2 separate regions of the Homo sapiens genome follow, and region 2 is linked to region 1. Evidence: read pairs that join two places in POLR2A ChIA-PET (ENCODE). Cell type or tissue: CD4-positive, alpha-beta T cell. All regions are shown on one strand. Links, peaks and the distances in the headings refer to the core of each region. The heading gives the core; the rest is flanking DNA. Region 1 overlaps AOAH (acyloxyacyl hydrolase). Region 2 overlaps ELMO1 (engulfment and cell motility 1).

Region 1 (4,403 bases), core at 241-4,240:
TTCTCCTAGCTAAGGATTTCTCCTGGAAGACATAATAGGCCTGACCCACAGTGCCTACTGGGATCCAATATTGCATTGCCTTCTGTCTGGTAGGCCAGGTGAATGGGGGACAGAAGGATATGAAATTAAGCACATAAACACACAATTATTTTTAAATTATTTTTCAGTGAAGTATTACTTTCACCTCCAAAGCTAAAAAAGTACAAAAAACAAAGTTTTAGCAGGGAAATCGCGTAAGCACCATTCTTGAGAATAATCTCTTAGTAAATCATGTTGCCTTTCCCTGTGCCCTATAAGACAGTTTTTTTCTAATCGTGCAAAGCATTTCTGACCCTCAGTTTCATCCACTGCTTTTGCCTCTGGCTCTCATTAGGAAGCACCTTGGAAGAATCTCGGAATTGTTAATGGAAAATGATTAATGGAATCATTCTCACTAGTCAGGGGTCAACAGAATCATATGCCCTGAGAGTCTTGCTACAAGTTCACTTTCCTGGGTCACCTATGCAGAAATTTTATCTCTGTGGAATATAATTGTTAAAAACTCATGTAGTCTTAAAAGAAAGAAGGCACTTCATGCCTACTCTGGAGGTTCTGAAAGTCTGAATGCATCCCAGAATATGTACTTATAAAATTGTGTGGTTGGCCGGTTGTGGTGGCTCATGCCTGTAATCCCAGCACTTTTAGGAGGCCAAGGCGGGCGGATCACAAGATCAAGAGATCACGACCATCCTGGCCAACGTGGTGAAACCCCATCTCTACTAAAAATACAAAAATTAACTGGGCGTGGTAACATGTGCCTGTAGTCCTAGCTACTCAGGAGGCTGACGCAGAAGAATTGCTTGAACACTGGAGGTGGAGGTTGCAGTGAGCTGAGATTGCACCACTGCACTCCAGCCTAGGGACAGAGCAAGACTCCGTCTCAAAAAAAAATAATTATGTGGTCCCTTGGTGGCACTGTGCTTCAAGTTTGTATATAATAATTATACATATGTAATAATGTATACATATTATACATATAATAATGTATACATATTATACATATAATAATGTATAACAATATCTGCTATACTTGAGGTAGATAAGGCATCAAATAAAATGTCCTAAGCACATTGAAATGTATACTACAAATAACAAGACCTTTTGGAGTATTTTAATCTCAGCTGAACCACTTGCTATGTTGTGATCTTAAGCTCTCTAAGTCTTAATGTTCTTGTCTATAGAATGAGGATAAAAATAATTACCCCCTCAAAAGATTCTTTTTTTTTTGAGGCCTCAATACTTTTTTTTATTTTTATTTTTTATATATATATTTATTGTACTTTAAGTTCTAAGGTACATGTAAACTAGTTCAACCATTGTGGAAGACAGTGTGGTGATTCCTCAGGGATCTAGAACTAGAAAAGATTCTTATGAGAAAGGAAGTGATGGTAAACATGAAGGTAACTTACAAATTGGAATGTCCTATGTTTTATTTACACATACATCTGTATACACCCAATGTATGATAACTACTTAATTGGTCTTATTTTAACTTTATTTTGTCCTTTGGAATAGCCACATTTTCTTTTTTCCTATGCTGTTCCAAGTCTCTTTTAATCTGTAGAAATTAAATACTCTTGTATGATCCTTGTCACAGGCAGAGTTTAACAGTATAATTTTTACTTTAGCTAAGCTACTGTCAATATGTAAATGCCAAATTTTTCTTCAGGTGTATCAGTAACAATCAGGTTACCATCTGATCATGGCTGACTGGGGATAGCTGGCTCTTTCTGGAGATTTTGCATATTTCTGCTTTGTACCCTTACGGATTGCTCTCAGAATTTAGCTCTCAGAGAGCATTTCCTGTCCCATATCAGCCATTGCTCCAGGGGCCTCTCAAGCTAACAATCACAGAAGACTACCGGAAACTATTCAAATGGTTCTGCTCAGGGAGGAAGGAACCTGCAGCCATCCTCTTTGACTTGAGCTAAACAGAATTCTAACGCGCGCGCGCGCGCACACACACACACACACACACACACACACACACACACACACACACACACACTGCTTATCTTACCAGAAAGAAGATGAATTTTCTCTGCCTTTCAGCCAGTATTAGAACTTTATCAAAGAACACCCTAATGTCCATTTTTAAATTGCTCTGCTCTAGGCTAAGCCAGTTCTGCATTAGCAGTACTTTTAACTTTTTTCCAAAGCTCCTTCATTTAATTTGGAATATCTCTTACAAAAGTCCCCAAACTTAGCAGACATTATAGTGATAGAGACCAAATCCTACACCCACATTTTTCAGATGAGGAAATGGAAGTCCAGAAAGGGGAGGCAATTTCTCCAAGGCCAGAAGCCAGTGGGCTGGTACTGAATGAAATGCAGGTCTCTGAGTATACTGTGACATCAGAGCTTCTTGACCCTCTCCACAGTAGCACCCCTAAAAAGGATCCCAAGGGAGAGGGAATCTGTATTTAAACACTTTTATTAAGCTACAATTCACATACTGTACAGTTCACTCATTTAAAGTGTACAATTTAGTGACTTTCAGTACAGTCATAGAGTTGCGTGTTCATCAGTCACCACAATCAATTTTAGAACATTTTCATTACACCAGAAAGAAACTACATGCCTTTTAGCATCCGCCCCCAAACACCCACTCTTTCCAGCCCTAAGAAACCACTAATCTACTTTCTGTGTCTATGACTTTGCCTGTTTTGGGCATTTCATATAAATGGAATCATACAATATCTGGTCTTGTGTGACTGATTTCTTTCCCTTAGCATAGTGTTTTAGAGATTCACTATGTTGTAGCATGTATTATAACTTTATTACTTTTTACGGCTGAATAATATTGCATCGTATAGGTATACCACGTTTGTTGATCTATTAGCTGATAGGTATTTGAGGAGTTTACATTTCTTGGCTATTATGCAAAATGCTGCTATAAATATTTGTGTACACATTTCTGTGTGGACATATGTTTATATATATATATAAACTGGATCACATTGCTGGATCATATATAAACTGGATCATATTGCTGGATCACATAGTAACTCTATGTTAAACAGTCTGAGGAGCTGGTAGGCTGGTTACAAACTGGCTGCACGAGTTTACATTGCCATCAGCATTGTACAAGCTTTTGATTTCTCCACATCCTCACCAACACATATTATTCTCTCTTTTATTATAGCACATTATAGTGGACATGAAGTTGTATCTCATTTTGGCTTTGAATTGCATTTCCTTGGTAGCTAATGATGTTGAGTATCTTTTCATGTGGCTTTTGGACATTGGTATATCTTCTTTGGAAAACTGTCTATTCAGATTCTTTGTACATATTTTAATTGGACTATTTGTCTTTTTATTATTGAGTTGTAATAGTCCTTTATATATTCTAGCACTGTGATAGGTCATTTGATATATGATTGGCAAAAATTTTCTCCCATTCTGTGGGCTGTCTTTTTACTTTCTGTTGGTGTTCTATGAAGTGCAAAACTTATTGTTATTTTAATGAAGTCAAGTTTCTCTGTTTTTTTTTTCTTCTTTTGCTTGTGCTTTTGGTGTCATATCTAAGAAAACGTTGCCTAACCCAAAGTCAGTAAGATTTATGCCAGTGTTTCCTTGTATGAATTTTACGGTTTTCACTCTTACATTTAGGTCTTTGACCCGTTTTGGGTTAATTTTTGTATATAGTGTGAAGTAAGTGTCCAAATTCATTCTTTTGCCTGTGGCTGTCCAGTTGTCCCAGCACCATTTGTTAAATTCCTCCAATGAAATGGTCTTTGCACTTTTGACTAAATGTTAGGGTTTGTTTCTGAACTATTGATTCTATTTCATTGATCCATATGTCTGTCTTTATGTTAATACCATGCTATCTTGATTACAGTAGCTGTCTAGCTTTGAAATTGTTTCCCAATGTCAGTCCTCCAACTTGTTCTTCTCTTTCAATATTGTTTTGGTGTTCTGAGTCGCTTGACTTTTCGTATGAATGTTAGGATCTGCTGCTCAGTTTCTGCAAAGAAGTTAGCTAGGTTTTTGGTAGAGATGGCATTGAATCTGTGGATCAGTTTGGGAAGAATTGCCCTCTTAACAATATTAAGTCTGCCAATTCATGAATATGGAATGTCTTTCCATTTATTTAGGTCTACTTTAACTTCTTTTAACAATGTAGTTTTCAGAGTATATATTTTGCACTTTTTTTGGTTAAGTTTGTTCCTAAGAATTTAGTTCTTTTTGATGCTACTGTAAATGGAATTGTTTTCCTTAATTTCAGTTTTTATTTGCTCACTTCTGCTACATAGAAATACAATTGGTTTTGCATATTGATCTTGTATCCTGCAGCTTTACTGAACTTATTTATTTGTTCTTATAGTTTTTAATAGATTCCTTAGGATTTTCTACATGGAAGA
Region 2 (4,403 bases), core at 212-4,211, 260 kb before region 1:
AAATCTTCCTTTATAACTGTCGCTGTTAATGCAAGAGCTAATTGTGTGCATGGCTTGTCTCCCCTGCTGATGAAGAAACTCTTGTTGTAGAGTCCCCCAGTGCCTAGCAGAGAGCCTGCACATGCTAGACACTCAAATGTTTGACTTGGTGAGAGTTTCTTTTATTTCCCTAAGATTGTTAATTTGTCATTATTATTGTTACTAATAGTTGTCAATTAACTAATATTTCATGAACATCTATGTGCTAGGCAATTTGCATTGATTACTATACTCAATATTCACAACAGAACTCTGAAGTAGATACATGTCCCCTCCAAAAAGAAACTGAGGCTTTAAGAATTTATAAGTATCTTGCCCAGTATCAGAACTAATATTCTAAACTACAATTGTATCTTGCCCAAGCCTGTGCTTTAAATCACTAAATTACCCTCTTAAGGGCTAAAGAATATACAAATACCTGCAACCCAAAAGGGCAGCCTCAGAGGAGCTTTGGTAGTTCCCTATTCTCCTTAAGTCCCACTGTAGAAATAATCACCCCTAGGAATGAAAGACTTGAATACTACTACTCACTTGCTTTCTCACATACAGTGTGAGTGTAGAAGGCTCTCCTTGGCCTATTCTATCTAAGGTTGCTTTCACCAGATTTGCCCCAGTGTGACTGTAAGCCCTTGTTAAGCTTGGGTTAATTGCCAATTTAGGCAAGGTTCTCATTTAGAAAGTCCCTTCAGGGAAAGCAGCCTCAGAACTAGGAGATGGTTGTCTATTTACTCTTCACTCACCCAGCTGCTAATGGGGTTAGGGGAATGGCAACAACATATGCCACTCCAGATTCTTCCCGTTTACAAAGTCTTGATCATTTCCACACCCAAAATCCTGTCAATTGCCACCTGTGGAGTCAGGCAATAAAACCAACCAGTATTTATTGAGCACACGTCACATGTAAGGATAAGGTGTGTGTTATGAATTCATTCATACTGGTTTGCTTTTGCCAGGAGCATACAGTGTTGTGAAGAATAAAACAGGAAATTTGTTTTCTTATTGTGGGTCAGATGCCACTCCACGCATGCCTCCGGCCAGCCACTTGGCCCCTCTGCCTCCCAGATCCCTGAGCAGTGAAAGCAGGAGGGTGGGCTTTTGCAATTCCTGCTCTCTCCTTGTCGGCCTGGCTTTCTGAGAGTGGGGCACCCCCCGCCATCCCAGGGAAAGGGTTGATCTGCACTTTGAACATGGGAACCCTTGTCTATATGTGGCATGGTCCAGAGCCACAGCAATGCTTCCCATGTATTCTGTTCACCACTTCATCTCTGAGAATATTTTAAAAATGTAGTTCTTGGTTAAGTGAGCTGAATCAAAACATATCCAAGTTGGAATAGGATCTACTCTGTGTAGACTTGCTGGAAGTGAAACACACAGAGCCTGCGGGAAGAGTTGTTCTATGAGTACTTGAGCCCCCAGCCTGACTAGGTTAAGTCTTCTATGAGTACATGAACCCCTAGCCTGACTAGGTTAAGTCTTCTATGAGTACATGAACCCCTAGCCTGACTAGGTTAAGTCTTCTATGAGTACTTGAGCCCCCAGCCTGACTAGGTTAAGTCTTCTATGAGTACTTGAGCCCCCAGCCTGACTAGGTTAAGTCTTGGAGCAGATCTTAGACTCTGTCTTCGGTAAGTGGCCAAGTCTTTGGCCTTTGTATGCTGTGGCTAGGAGATAAAAAAAAAAAAACTCATTTCTTAAATGTGTTAAAATACAGTTATGTCCATAGTACTTTAGGGGTTAGTCTCTATTTGTATTAGCTTAAACAATTTTGCAGGTAAATACATGTTCATTTTTTTTTTAATTAGCAATGTCTATAGCTTTGTTTTTAAGAGACAAGGTCTTGCTCTGTCACCCAGGCTGGAGTGCAGTTGTACGATTATAGCTCACTGCAGCCTGGAACTCCCTGGCTCAAACAATCCTCCCACCTCAGCCTCCCGAGTACTTAGGACTACAGGCATGCACCACCATGCCCAGCTAATCTTTGATGTTTAAATCAATTGAATTTTTTGAAAATTGACGTCACTGAACAAAATAGACAAAAAAATCTCTCTCATGGACCTTACATTCTAGGTAGCCATTGATGACAACTAAAATAGAGAAATAGGATTTTCCCATCCAAGAACACAGTATCCAAAATGAAGAAACTGTAATAAAGGCCCTCTTAGCTCATGCATCAGGAGTTGGCAGCTGATTAGTTAATTAAAAAGTTGATGACAGTGGTTATGGTTAATCATAATATGATATATGCATACCTTAAATATTTTATTTTAACTTAAAACATACAAATGCATGTTAAATCACCAACTTTTTAATGTGAGACTCAAGCTTTTTCTTAAATTTGCAGATTGGAGTTTCTAATTACCATTCTTAGATAAACCATGCCAAAAAGACATCATCTGTGATTTCCAGTTTCAGTTTTCTTAAAGTGGAACAAGCTCTGAAGACACTTTTGAAGTTATCTAAGTACAATCTCTTCCAGTTTTCTGTGGTTGACCCACCCACATGTGGTTCAACAGCAGGTTTGGCTTGGTTTCAGCAACTTGTTTTTATCCAGTCTTTCAAAGCATTCAACTTGGAGCTTTTTCTACTCATATTTCATCAGTGTATATAATATGCAATCAAATTACATAATTACAATGACAACTATAACTGGAAGAAACACATTTGGAGACAAAGATCCCTAAATCTCACATCTCAGCTGGTGGGAGCAGAAACCCAGGGGCATTCCAGCATCTTGACTGTGAGCTTGGAGTGTCAGCCTGGGCAGCAGTCAGTATATTTTAGAAAAAGGATGGAGGATGTTTCATAAACTGGCAAGTCTGTTATGGTGGCCGTCTTTTAAGAGGACTCCTACTGTACTCCTGGATGCGACCATAAGCAGACATTATTTGCAGCTTCTAGAATAGTGTTTCTCAGCCTGAGTTCTGTGGCACCTGGCAGTTCCATGAGTGGCCTCAGGGGCCACTAGAGAGTGTTAGCAGCAAGTCTGAATCCCTCCAGCTTCCTTCAGCTGTAGGAGCTCCACTTTTGTTTTATACCTCTCACTGTTGCATTTAATTTTATTCAAATAAAAAGACTGAGCAAACCATTATTATTTTTAAACAACGGGTATTGTGGTGCTTTTAGGGAGGAAATCTTAGACTATTAGCAGTAGCATACACTATTGTCAATAGAGGACATCTGATAACAGTCTGAAATCCTTTAAAGAGACAAGGGATTTTAAATGTCTGGTTTACACTTGATTTTCTTCCATTACATGTTTCTGAATAAGCACTGTGTTCATTGCTTAGGGCTGCTGTAACAAAGTACTACCAATGAGGAGCCTTCAGACAACAGGAAATTATGGTCTCATAGTTTTGGAGGCTATGAGAAAGTTATGGTCTCCTAGTTTTGGAGCATGGCTCACAGGGCCTTGCTCTGTCTGAAATCTGCAGGGGAATCTCTCCTTGCCTTTCACAGGTTTCTGTTGAATTGCTGGCCATCCTTGGCATTTCCTCGCTTGCAGCTGCATCACTTCAGTCTCTGCCTTTGTTGTCACGTGGCGTTCTCCCTGTGTGACTGTCTTCATATTGCCATCTTCTTATAAGGACGCCAGTTATACTGGACTAGGGGCCAACTCTGCTCCAGTATGACTGCATCGTAACTAATTACATCTGCAATGGCACTGTTTCCAAATAGTGTCACATTCTGAGGTACTGGTGTGAGGACTTCAGCATATCTTTTGGGGGGAGCAAAATTAAAACCATAACCGGTGCTAAAGATTTGTTGAATATAGTTCTTTCCCCTGCCCCTAGAGACTGCCAAAAATAAAACAAAGCCTCCCAACATTTAAAATGCCAGTGATGTCCCTGTGCCCGAATAAAACTGAAGTAGATCCCTGGGAGAACCCCCTAATTGAGGTGAAGCAGTGTGGCCCAAAAAAGAAACTACAATAAAAGGAAATACCATATTTTCAGTGCTTACTCTATACTTAATCCTGTGTTAAGCACATTCTTTTTTTAATGTATCTTCCCCAAAATCCTAACAGATATCTTTAGCTTTTCATATGCTTTCATTTGTAAGCAACAGAAAACCAAACATTAATGGTCTTTAAGAAGAAAATGGGCCAGATTCGGTGGCTTACACCTATAATCTCAACACTTTCGGAAGCCAAGAAGGAAAAATGGCTTGAGGCCAGGAGTTTGAGACCATCCCAGGTAACATAGACCCCATCTCTACAAAAAATACAAAAATTAGCCAGGCATGATGGTGCACACCTGTAGTCCCAGCTCCTTGGAAGACTGAGGCAGGAGGATCACTTCAGACTGGGAGGTGGAGGCTGCAGTGAGCCATGATTGCACCATGGCACTCCAGTCTGGGCAACAGAG

Evidence for each region. Peaks named below come from ENCODE experiments on the same cell type or tissue, not always from the same donor. Only the 100,000 strongest peaks of a DNase experiment are listed, where the experiment ranks them.
Region 2: POLR2A ChIA-PET joins it to region 1 with 7 read pairs; 1 of 35 experiments calls an interaction of 5 or more read pairs at or near these places.

Annotation. Positions count from the first base shown.
Region 1 is chr7:36,676,195-36,680,597 of GRCh38, reverse strand. The region is part of intron 2 of AOAH (acyloxyacyl hydrolase); the gene reads left to right. Among named protein-coding and RNA genes, the nearest start is that of AOAH, 46 kb to the left of the region's middle. In CD4-positive, alpha-beta T cell, for the core only: no CTCF peak of the experiment used is centred there; a DNase peak (open chromatin) is centred at 1,947; H3K27ac peaks cover 1,410 bases.
Region 2 is chr7:36,936,490-36,940,892 of GRCh38, reverse strand. All of the region lies in intron 16 of ELMO1 (engulfment and cell motility 1), which reads left to right. Among named protein-coding and RNA genes, the nearest start is that of MIR1200, 19 kb to the right of the region's middle. In CD4-positive, alpha-beta T cell, for the core only: no CTCF peak of the experiment used is centred there; a DNase peak (open chromatin) is centred at 2,532.